Linked DNA regions of Homo sapiens: all the other regions are linked to region 3. A link is a contact called in ENCODE Hi-C or POLR2A ChIA-PET data. All regions are on one chromosome and are shown on one strand. Each heading gives the region's core, a stretch centred on a gene start or an enhancer-like site at or near the end of the contact. The rest is flanking DNA. Distances are from core to core; before and after follow the strand shown.

Evidence for each region. Hi-C counts contacts between places; a loop is a spot of excess contacts on that map. ChIA-PET counts read pairs that join two places held with the same protein, here RNA polymerase II (POLR2A). Pooled maps may share reads with other maps.
Region 1: a map with no recorded cell type shows a loop between it and region 3 (2.1-fold over the local background). The contact joins the enhancer-like site here to the promoter of FRMD6 in region 3. A Hi-C loop is called at or near these places in 5 of 168 maps with a recorded cell type or tissue (CD8-positive, alpha-beta T cell, Caco-2, PC-3 and 2 more), 5 of 37 single-sample maps with no recorded cell type and 6 of 50 pooled maps. POLR2A ChIA-PET finds 5 or more read pairs at or near these places in 9 of 52 experiments (A549, AG04449, AG04450 and 6 more).
Region 2: a loop to region 3 is called in a map of PC-3, with 13 times the contacts of the local background. The contact joins the enhancer-like site here to the promoter of FRMD6 in region 3. A Hi-C loop is called at or near these places in 64 of 168 maps with a recorded cell type or tissue (A673, CD4-positive, alpha-beta T cell, CD8-positive, alpha-beta T cell and 43 more), 16 of 37 single-sample maps with no recorded cell type and 45 of 50 pooled maps. POLR2A ChIA-PET finds 5 or more read pairs at or near these places in 8 of 52 experiments (A549, HEK293, HEK293T and 5 more).

The regions. Positions count from the first base shown.
Region 1 is chr14:51,573,123-51,576,884 of GRCh38, reverse strand. All of the region lies in intron 2 of FRMD6-AS2 (FRMD6 antisense RNA 2), which reads left to right. It also overlaps a transcript of FRMD6 not described here. Among named protein-coding and RNA genes, the nearest start is that of FRMD6-AS2, 25 kb to the left of the region's middle. Within about 2 kb of position 1,450, at least 2 of the 41 ENCODE cell types and tissues checked have a DNase peak (open chromatin) inside an H3K27ac peak, as active enhancers do.
Region 2 is chr14:51,774,946-51,778,650 of GRCh38, reverse strand. All of the region lies in intron 1 of LOC101927598 (a long non-coding RNA gene), which reads right to left. Among named protein-coding and RNA genes, the nearest start is that of GNG2, 84 kb to the left of the region's middle. RefSeq lists a silencer at 2,440-2,609. Within about 2 kb of position 2,335, at least 4 of the 41 ENCODE cell types and tissues checked have a DNase peak (open chromatin) inside an H3K27ac peak, as active enhancers do; they include PC-3, PC-9 and uterus, where a contact is called at or near this core.
Region 3 is chr14:51,650,589-51,654,556 of GRCh38, reverse strand. FRMD6 (FERM domain containing 6) reads right to left here and starts at 2,647. Exons shown (of 14, transcript NM_001267046.2): 1 at 2,561-2,647. It overlaps FRMD6-AS1 (FRMD6 antisense RNA 1), which reads left to right and starts at 2,813. Exons shown (of 1, transcript NR_037676.1): 1 at 2,813-3,968. RefSeq lists silencers at 1,874-2,023, 2,034-2,093, 2,104-2,193, 2,404-2,853, 2,984-3,053 and an enhancer at 3,026-3,644.

The DNA.
Region 1 (3,762 bases), core at 201-2,700, 76 kb after region 3:
AAAGAGACTTGTCTAACATCATGTGGCCAGTGAAAAACGAAATTGGGAGGAGGACCTGTCTTCCATACAACATTTATGCAACGTGCCAGACAAGATGGCCCAAGTGGCTAATTTGATATTGGGAGGTTCCTGTCTCCAGCGTGCGTATGTCTGATCTCCTAAGTACTATGAGGCAGAAAAGATTTTGCAGATGATAGACATGAAAACTGAAGAATGGGTCAAGGGATAACATGCTGAGGGTCAAAGAGAAGATGAAGAACGTGAGCTTAGGGGTGCAGGGGAGTACAAGGTGATATCCACTCATGGGGGACCAAAAGAGAAGCTCTGTCACAGAAGGAGGTCGCATATTGAAGTTCACAGGATAAAAATAAAAATTTAAAGCATTCTGCTTCAAAAGAAGAGATGAGATAGGCATGCCCGAGTTCAGAAGACAGAGGAGGTTTCAGTCAGCGTGAACTGCCTGGGCAAACTACGTTATGTTGAATGCTTTTAAAGGACTCTTCTTTCTCTATGTTGTCATGCCCTCCCAGGGGATCTAAGAGACCCATCAGATCCCCTGGCCTGTGCTTTCCACTTCAATTCCCTGTTCCCACCACACTGGGCTTACTGTCTGTAAGGCTATAGGAATGTGGAGAAACCCAGAAGCAGGAAACAGGGTGAGAATGCCTTCTTTGATGTCGGCACTTAAGTTTGCTTTGTGATTCCTCGTGCCTTGTGCCTCTAGTTTCTGCAGACTCTGTGGGCTCTGGTCTCAGATCCTCTTCCTGTAGCCCACTCTCCTGGGTGTCGGGTGCCAGGGCTGCTCTGGTTCTTGATTGTTCAGGCTGCCCTTTGCCTCAGGTCTGCGACCCTCTCTTCTCCACTGCCGACCACAGGCTCAGGCTGGACTTGCTCTATTCTGGCTCCTGGCTACAACCATTTGCTGCCAGTGGCCTGGTGCTGATGGGGTCTCCACCTACTTTCTCAAAGAATGTGGGACTATACTAGAAACTGTCTGCAATAAGGTAGCATTTGTCCCATTTGGGAATACCTGCTAATCTGTTCATGTTTATAAAGATGCAGCTCATGGCCCATGAGCTCTTGCCAGCCATGACAGAAAGAAAAGGAGACACGGAGAGTTCCAGCCATCTGCAAACGTAAAACAAGGCAGAAACACAGTGCATTCTCAAATACAGCTGAAAGCACTGCAGCGTAGGCAGCTGAATCCCATTAAGAAATCATGCGAAATCTCTGTATTCCTGCCATTGTGACGAAGAAGAAAAAAAATCTCTAAGGATTTCAAAAAGAAAACATTTATGACCAGCAGACTTAAAGTTCTACAATATCTCACGAAAACAGAAAACAGTCACACACACTCCTCTGACACTTTCTAACGGCCCTTACCTAGGGAGACTCCAGAAGGGAATTTCCACTTAGCTCAACCAAGGAGCATCTGCATCTGCAGGAGAAAGTCAGAGCCAGGTGGCCCCCTCCGCTGATGCAAGATCCAAAGTCCTGATGTTCAGGGAGCACAGACAAGGCTCTCTTTATATTCACAGCCCATCTTTGTAAAGGTTATTTCATGTCGATAGATAAGTTGGAATTACTTATCTGCCTTAATTCCTTTCTCCCCAGTTTTTAATTCAGACTGCCTCTGGATCTTAAAGTTAAAATGTAAGCCATATTTTAAAATTAAATAACAAATTGAATCTTAAAATTCAAATTTAAGCCATTCTCAGCAATGAAAGAGGATTGATAATGTTCCTAGTAGCCATTTTGAGTGACTGGTGGGGCATCATCTCTCTAGGCATAAAAGTGGTCTTTCAATAGGCTCCATGCTGTGATAAAAAAGGCCAAACTGCTCTTACATGAGAGCAACACATTTACTTTGTATTTCTTTATTATCCTTTTAAAAATTTATTTTATTTTTAATTTTTATGGGTACATACTATGTGTATATATTTATAGGGCACATAAGATATTTTGATACAGGCATGCAATGTGTAGTAATCACACCAGGGTAAATGGGGCATTCATCACCTCAAGCATTTATACTTTCTTTGTGTTACAAACCATCCAATTATATTCTTTTAGTTATTTTAAAGTATACAATAAATCACTGTTGATCAGAATCGCCCTGTTGTACTATCAAATATTAGCTCTTATTCATTCTATCTAACTATATTTTTGTACCCATTAACCATTCCCACTTCCCCCACCCCACCCACTACCCTTCCCAACCTCTGGTAACCATCATTCTACTCTCTATACCCATGAGTTCAATTGTTTTAATTTTTAGCTCCCATAAATGAGTGAGGACATGTGAAGTTTGTCTTCCTGTGCCTGGCTTGTTTTATGTAACATAATGTCCTCAGGTTCTGTCCATGTTGTTGCAAATAACAGGATCTCATTCTCTTTTATGGCTCAGTAGTACTCCGTTGTGCATACATACCACATTTTCTTTATCCATTTGTCTCATGATGGACACTTGTATTTTAATAATTCAAAATGAATATAAATCTCAAAAAAGAAGACTTCTTATCAGGGTAGCTTTAAAGGCTCTGTGGATAGAGTCTATTTTTGCATGTGCCCTGATCTATGCTTGGAAAACCATGGTCCAGTAAATTCCAGGGCACAACCAGAAGAGACTAGAAAGGTTGAGCAATGAGAGGGAGAGCCTATTGCACCCTTCACTCTGAAAAGGTGGTGGCTAAGGTCAGAGAGGATTGATGTTTACAAAACCATAAGGGCTGGGCAGGGCTGGCAGGGCAAGCACAGGAAGACCTTCCCAAGGGTTAATCAAAGGTGGCTTTAGCACAAATAAAAGGAAGCATGAAGTCACCCTGTGGCTAGCAATTCTATGAAAACTGTTACCCAAGAGATGCTTCATAGAAAATAAAAAAATAGGTTGAAGAGGGTGATGAATTTAGTAATAACTAATTATTATGGGATTCTGGAAATGCCTCCTAGAAAGCAATCTTGTCTCGTTTCTTTCCCTAAATATCCCTAGTTGTCATTGTATTAATAGCATCAGGTTACTTGGTTAGAGAGACAACCAGCCTGTGGTCTGACTGATACACGGTGATTCTTTGACTCCTTTATGCAAATGATGGTCTTGGTAAGTAGTCATCTGCCTCCTACCTTGCTTCATTTAAGGTAAGCGTCCAGTCTCCTGAATTTAATAACTTGGACATAGAGATTTGAGACACGGGGACTGTCTTCATCACCATAACTTGAATACAAACGACCAGCGTGATGTTGGCTCCACAGTAGCATCCTAAGAATTCAGTATGCCAGCAGAGCACCAAAAATACTGCTTCAGCCTAATGTAGGATTCCTTTCTGTGCCTTCCCTGGGATCTGGCTCCTCACAATATTTACTTTCTTGTAAAGTACTGAAGGAAAGTAGCAAATGGATGAGGGAGGAGTGTATTCCTGGAATATCTGTTTCACCTTAAGACATTTCCTCTGTCCCTTTTCACCCTTCTTTCCTCCCCTCTCTCTCTCCTGCTCCTTTGTCTCTCATTGGCATAAGAGGTGATAACAGGGCCAGTGGGGCATTGAAATGTCAGTGGTCTCCTCAGAATTCCAACGCCAGGTCACCTTATTGGCCTATAACCCCTGCTTTCCTTCCAGTAAGTGGCTAGTTATGGGACCCAGCAAGGGCATTTGAAAGCACTGACTGAGGACAAAGTGGGGTTTAAGTGATGCATAACCCCCCTTTATCCTCCATAGTCTATCTTGGCTAGAAGCCTGTCACAGGACTATCAAGGGCAGCTGAGTC
Region 2 (3,705 bases), core at 1,086-3,585, 120 kb before region 3:
CATACAAAAGGGCTGGGTCTCCTGCTCTAGGTGGTGGATGGTCGCTCAAGGGTTTGATGAAGACAGTTCATATTTCAAATAGATTGCTGAACCCTTAAGGTGGAGGAGATATTTAGGAAGGCTATTCCTGTAAGTAGGGACCCAATGGGGGCATGGTTGCAGTAATGCAGGAAAGAGACAAAAGGGGTCAGAGTCGGGATATGGGACAAGATACAGAGGGGCATTTAGGAGCCCACTCAGGAAGACCCCATCAACTGGTTGGATGTAAAGCTGAGGAAGTAGAGACGGGTACAGCGATTACATTCTGTAATGTAATGGGCGCTGGATGGGAAGAGGAGAGAGGTGGGTGATGGGGTGGGGCTGGTGAAGTGGAGCTAGTGGGGTGGGGACTAGGTAGGGCTGAGCTGGGTATGGGGAAAAGGAAGCTCTTGTTTTGTTGTATTTTGGGGATTGTTTAGAACAGGAGGGCGCTTGACACATTTAGGGACTGAGCGGGGAAGAAACAAGTAGAGTGTGATAAATTGAAGGTGCAGGAGAAAGATGAAGAGGCACGATCCTAAGAGGACTGGAGGAGGCTCAGGTGAGGAGCATGGGCTTTGCAGGAGGGTGTGTGTCTTTTTCCCTGAGACTGGAGGGAAGACCATCAGGCTGGGTGGATGGGCAGAGATGACTTTGTTAAGTGAGAGGGCAGGAAGTGGACTCTGCAAAAGAGCAGCAGAAAAAAGATTAGAGGTGGGAGATCTTGGAGAACCGTGTAGCCTGGTGGCCACCAGCACAGGCTCTGGAGTCAGGCTGACTTAGATTGCAGTGCCAGCTCCACCACTTACTGGCCATTTGGCCTTGGGCAAACTCTCTGATCTTTCTAAGGACTCAGTTTCCTTATAAAAGGGGATGATAAGACCTCCCTCATAGGATTATTGCGAGAACGAAATGAGATTCCATGCATTCTCTGAAGGAGATTGACAATGATGAAGACCATGCAGCAAATCGAGGAGCTAAATATGCCAGACAGATTTCATGGTCTAAACAGTTTATATGTCTTTTGATTGCCTCCCACAAGACTGAAAATAACTTGGGGGTAGGGGTCATATGTCTTGCTTTTCTTGGTCTTCCTGGCATTCAGTGCAATGCCTGCTTCATCAAGGGCTCTCAGTCAAGTTTGTTAAATGACTGAATAAATCAATTGCCCAGTCAACCCAACCATAGCTCCAGCTTCCAACTGCCAGACTGTGCACTTCCCATTCTACCGCACTACCTTTCTTGGTCCAGCCTTAACGTCTCTGTTTACCAACATTGTTACACTATTTGTGATTACTAAAGAGTAACAGTTCCTTGAATTGGGCACTATATTTTGGTTCTGGAAATGCAAAAGCACATTATTGTTTATCATGGAAGTCAGGTGATCTAGTTCTGCTAGTTAATTGACTAATTAACTACTAATTAATTAGCTAATAATTAAGTTAATTAATTCCTAAGAATTAAAAAGGAAAGGAGAGGGCGATTTATTGCCAGAGAGGCTTCTCTAAGTGTTTTTATGGCCACTTTCATCCTGTGTGTGACTGAGCTTTAGCACGTTGACCAGGTTAAGGATCTGGATGCCAGAAAAGCCACACCTGGGCCTGGTGGGGCAGAGAAAGGGCTGCTGCAGCCATGGAGCCAGCGCTCTCAGGCCTCAGCGGTTTCAGGTGCCCCAGCCAAGTGAGAGGCAGAGTGGGCGCTTGGCCGCTGAGAGAAGGTCAAGACATGAATAATGGAGGCCACAGGCACACCTTCCAGAGCTGTGTCTGCTTGCTAGGCTTTTCAACCTTGGCCACCCCACCTTTAAAAAAAAAGAAAACCTTTAAAAACATGAAAAGACCCAACATCTCCTTCCTTGCCCATCTCTCTCTCTCTCCTCTGCCCCCTCAGATGAAAGGCAGCAATGCAGCTAAAATGTTCCCACAAACGTTCAGGTACAGGGGAGCTGTCAAGATCAGCGTGCCACGGAGGCAAAACAAGGAACTTGGAAGAGCCATAAACTGCACACCACCCCCTCCTCAAATAACCCCAGGCTTAGCAAAGGAGCCTCTGCAAGCAGAGATGGAGTTTGTAAGGATTAAATTTCCTCCTCCCACAAGCCCCCAATTGCAAAAAGCCAAACTTTCTGGGTTCTTCCTACCAAACGACTCCCTTCTGACCACCAGAGGTCAGGCTGCAGTTAGGAACAGGCAGTAGGTCCCCAAAGGAGAGATCTGACCTAGTTCCTCCCAGGCCCTCCGGGGCACGTCTGGAGCTCCCCCAGACTCACCCAAGCTCGCCCAGCAGGGGCCTGTGGATTCCTTTCTCCTCTGTAATGGACAGGGGCAGGCACACCAGAAGCTGCCTGGAGTGTGATAAACCGAAGGTACGAAGAAAGATGAAGAGACAACATTTAAGAGGGCTGGAGGAGGCGCAGCGGAGGAGAATGAGCCTCCTGAATGAGTCATCCCCCACTTCAACTTATTAGGTTTGAGAACCACTCACCTAAGAATCCCGCGAAGCAGGGAGCTGATTAAAAAGCAGATTTGGCTGGGCACGGTGGCTCACGCCTGTAATCTCAGCACTTTGGGAGGCCGAGACGGGTGGATCACGAGGTCGGGAGATCGAGACCATCCTGGCTAACACGGTGAAACCCCATCTCTACTAAAAATACAAAAAAATTGGCCAGGCGTGGCGGCGGGCGCCTGTAGCTCCAGCTACTCGGGAGGCTGAGGCAGGAGAATGGCGTGAACCCGGGAGGCGGAGCTTGCAGTGAGCCGAGATGGCGCCACTGCACTCCAGCCTGGGCGACAGAGCGAGACTCCGTCTCAAAATAAATAAATAAATAAATAAATAAATAAATAAATAAATAAATAAATTAAAAAGCAGATTCCTGGGCTCTGTTTGTGAAGGCCAGTTCTGCAGGTTGGGAATTGGGCCCAATGCCCTGCGTTTTATGCAAGCTCTTTGAGAGGTCCTGACGTTGGTGGTGCACTGCTGTACTTTGAGCAGATAATGCTTTAAGCAGTTGCTCAAACCTGGGGGCAGTCGCTAAGCACAGACTTTGGTTTTGTGCAATACCTGAGACTCAAGCAGGCAGATGGGATTAGGCCTACGTACCCTGCTACCTCAGGCCTGTAGGCCATTGAATGCATGCTTGCTGGAACACCTGAAGTGAGGCAGCTACTCCTGGCCCCATCCACTCCCAAGCTGGGAGGAAGGAAAATTCGTACTGCTCTGTGCAGGATGAAGACCATTGCAGGCTGGCCTGCCATCTCCGGATGCCTTCCTACTCCACGTTCCTTCTCATCATTTCTGAGCACTGGTTTCCTTATTCTGTCCCCTTTGATGTGCCTCCATCCTCCTCATTGCTCAGAAAAAGCATCCTGGATTTAGAGGTAGTTAAGCTCCCTTCCCAGGATAATCCTTGCTTGTTGTCCTTCCTTGGTGCTAAGACACAATCTACCACATGAGCACCTCGATGTACTAGGAACTTTTCAGAGAGGAGTGGGAATGAAATATGACATTAAATATCCATATCCAATGGAAGATGCAGCCCCCTTCCAGAATCGATAAAAAGTGCATTTTAGCGTTGAGGAAGTTTTCTCTCCTTTTCTAATGATCCAGTGTTACTGTATTCATTCGACCCCAATTCATTGAGTGCCTGCTGAGCCAAGGACCTGCCGTAAGTGCTAGCGTATGTTAAGC
Region 3 (3,968 bases), core at 1,398-3,897:
TGCAACATCCAAATCGAAAACTACAAAGAATTCCTTTATCAAAAAAGTTAGTTGTGAGACAGGACTCATTTACACTCAACTCTGAACCTGACAGCTCAGTCAAAAACAATTATGTTTGAAACTTTCATTCCAAGCATCTGCCACAAAAGGCTACGCAGTCTATTACATCATAAGTTCAGAAAGCCAAAAGCTTTATAAGTATAGTTAAATGTGGAAACAAAATCCAAAAACTACAAAAAGACCCCCCCCCCAATTCAGCTAACCTAGTTCAGTAACAATTTTTTTTAAGAATTTGTAACTAAAAACCGCTACCTAGCACACTGGCATTTTGCTTTCAAAAGCAGCGTCTTCATCCAGGCCCATGCTGTTTTCAGGCGTTTTCCTGTACAGCCAGGAGCATCTTAAATCTCTAAGTTCAAATTATGTACTTAAAACTAGCAGCTTACCCTTGTTGCCCCCAAAAAGGAGATACTGGAAATAGGAAAGATTTCCTGCCCCTTAAAATGTCTTGAGTACTGCAAGAACTGCTGATTACTGTAGCCCATCAGTGTCAGATCTCAGAGATTCTTGCAAGCAACTCAAAGGGGGGAAAATTAGTTCATATTACAGTCAGTCTGCTTTCTGGAGAAGATGTCCTGCAGATAATTTGATATTAGATATCCCCTGGGGGACCCTTTTCATCTAATAATCCTACTAAATGTCCATTTTAATATGAAATATGAATCCAAAATGTTTACAAACATACTGGGAAAAGTATTCAAATGCCAGCTGTCTCATATTGTGAAGTATTTTCATTTTTAACATAAAACGTTTATTTCTCAAAGCCACACCTGAGAAAATGATTAGGTGCTGTGGTGCTGTTAAGTTTTATACTACAAAGGACATCAGCAAAGGCATCTGTTTTCCTGCCTCTCTTCTGGTCTTCTCCCCTCCCCCACTCTCCATCCTGTAGGTCCTGGTAGTTAAAATTTCTACAATAGTCTCATAATGCTCTAAATTCTAAAAAAAAATTTCTCATCCTTTAACACTGCTGAACCTAAATTCATGCACTGCTCTAAGAAGGAAACCCAAAAGTCACAAGCCTTTTTAATGACAGATGTATTACGGAAAATTTTCCCCACAAAGTTTTGATGCTGTGAAATATCAACTCCCTGAAATCACAGAAAGGAAATGACTTACATTCTTGGAAAATGAAGCCACTAGCAGCTTTCTCCAACAGCATTTTCTAAACCCCAAACTACACCCTGTGGCAAGAGGGAGTATTTCGTGCAAAAACTAAATTTAAATAGATGCTTATAAAACCCATAAACAAACATTGCCCGGTCCCAGAGAAGAACAGAAGGGAATCATACTCGGAAAATCCAGCAAGAGATACTTTTTCTCCACATTCAGAAATGCTGGAGAGCACAGGCTGGAAGTCAGAAGCAACCTGAGAACGCTTGCTGAAGTTTTCCTTCCCTGCTGTGAGCAATGCACAGCTCCTGAGGGAAATACTGGCAAAACAGATTTTGCGTAAAAAAATAAAAATGAAAAGGTGTTAAGGGGGAAAACGAGCTAATATTTCTTTGGACACTAGCTACACAACTACACGGCCTGAAAATCTGCCAGCTTTCAACTTTAAAATATGCTTATTTTGACATTTTCCCATCTATTCGTGCCTTTAAGAAAACGCCCGCACCATTAGGTTATGCTGTCCCAGGACTCGAGGTGTTGTTTTAATCTCTGTAGACTTTACACTTACACGGGTGGACCGCAGCTGTCCATACCTGACAGTGCCTGGCCCTCCCGGAGCCGAATCCGGTGCTCCTGTTCGCCTGGGGCTCCGCCAGCGCGCCGTAAGCTCCTCCAGAAACCCAAATTCTGCAGGCCGCACCCCCAACTCGTATCTCACCCAGGCCCCCGTCTGGCGCCGATCTGCCCCAGCTCAACCTCCGGCTCCGCAGACTAGGCACTTTCCGGGACGCGGGGCAGACCCTGCGCTCGGGTCCCTTCCCGCAGCCGGGCTGTCCGGCCTCTGCGCGCGCACAACAGGCGGCACGGCGCAGCCCCCGGGAGCGCGGGACTCGGGTGCTAGTCCCGGCGCCCAGCCACAGCGACACAGACCTGGGTGCCGGGGCCCGCCAGGGAGCCCTGTGATCCGGGGACCTCCGCGATGCAGAGAACCAGGGACCGCGCACGGAGCCCAGGCGCGCAGTCTGCAGCCAGGACCAGCCTCCCGCCCCCGCCGCTGAAGCCGCCCCGAGCTCCACGCCTCCCCCGCTGCCGGGCTCGGCTGCCCTAGGGCCTCGTCCGCCCGTCCCAGAGTGAGCGACCTCCGACTCACGGAGAAGCGACCTTACCACCGGTGCCCGACACCCAGAGCTAAGGGAGCGAGAAGAAGGCGAAGAAAGAGGCGGAGAGCGGTGCACTGCCTTCGCTGGGACTCGCGACTTCCAGAAACCCTCCCGAAACCCAGTCCCGCCGCCGCCCCGCCGGCAGGGGGCACAGCGGGCGTCCGGGGCGCGGCGGCTGAGCGATGGGGCGAGCGGAAAGGGCCCAGACGCCTGGTTCTTGTTCATACCTCGGAGAAAGTCTTGAGCACCAGGCGTTGGGCTCTCTGGTCACCCCTCTGACTCTTCCTACCGGCGCCGAGCCTGCCCCACTCCTCTCAGCCCCTTGGCCCCGCCAGCCAGAGGGGCGCTCCGCGTCCGCCCCGCCCCCCACCCACGCCTCCCGACCCGACCCGCCCCCCCGAATCCCCGCCCCCTGAGACCCCGCCCCCGACCCGCCCCAACTGGCCGCGGCGGCAGCCGAGCCGCGGGAGCTGCGCGCTGAGCTCGCGGCAGTACGGGGAGCGCCCGCCCGCCCCGCCCTGGACCCAACCAAGCGTCCCGCGGAGGGGTGCGGCCACTTGGGGGCAGGAGAAAGCGGAGTACGCCACCCCTCTAGGGACCCAGGAAGCGAGGCGAGCCTCAGGTGGACGCGGTGGTGTGGACCACGGCGATCAGGGCCTTTCCCCCTGCTGTGGAGACGGAGGTGCGAGGGGACGCCGGCGGCTCCCCACCTTCTGGCCGAGTGGCCTTCTCCGCCTCCGGCTGGACTCCCTCGGGGCGCTCCCTCCAGAGCCGAGTCGGGCTGGCCGGGGGCGGCTGTTTGGCCTGAGTGTCGTCTTACTAAAGCGGAACGCCGGAGGGGAGGCCACTCCGAGAGAAGGCGGTCCCCGGCGGAGGTGGCTTCGTGAATCCTGCAGCCCCCTGCCCGCCCGCCACTCGAGACGCCGCGCCTCGTGGGTTTCACGCTGGATGGAGGGGGCGCCGCCGAGGATGCCCAGCCTCCCCCTCTAATTCTACCTCTCCAGTTCCTCAGGTAGACACAGCCTCTGTCTGCTGTGGTTTTAGTGCCCATGGCCCCTCAGAAATTATTTTTGTCCCCTCCCGATAGTGGCTTTGGGGGATGGAGGGCGAGAGATGCAAAGGGCCAGTGGAAGATTTTTTATAGCACAAGGAATCAAGCCAGGAGATGGAGGTTTCATTGCCACCTCGGGGTCTGGGGAGGGGGCGAGCCACACCTCTCCGGTCAGTCTGCGCCCACCAGGACCTGCTGCTGGGAACCGCACACGAAAGGAGAGACACCCAGCACCTGGCCCCTAGACCCGCAGGGCGTCAACCTCCTGGGCTTCTGCCTTTCTAGGTTTCCTCTGACTTTGCTGACCCAATGACCCCTGGCCACGGGTGGCAAAAACGCCCTCACTGAGCCCTTCGCTAAAGGAGTGCCGGGGTTTATGTGTCTGGCTTTTAAAATGGGATGAGGAGACAAGGAAACAGGACCTGAGAAAGGACACTATCCAAAATCTGATGCTCTCAGAAGTCAACTTTAAAACTGCCCTGCTCCGCGGTGGCTCACGCCTGTAATCCCAGCACTTTGGGAGGCCGAGGCGGGCGGATCACGAGGTCAGGAGATCGAGACCATCCCGGCTAAAACGGTGAAAC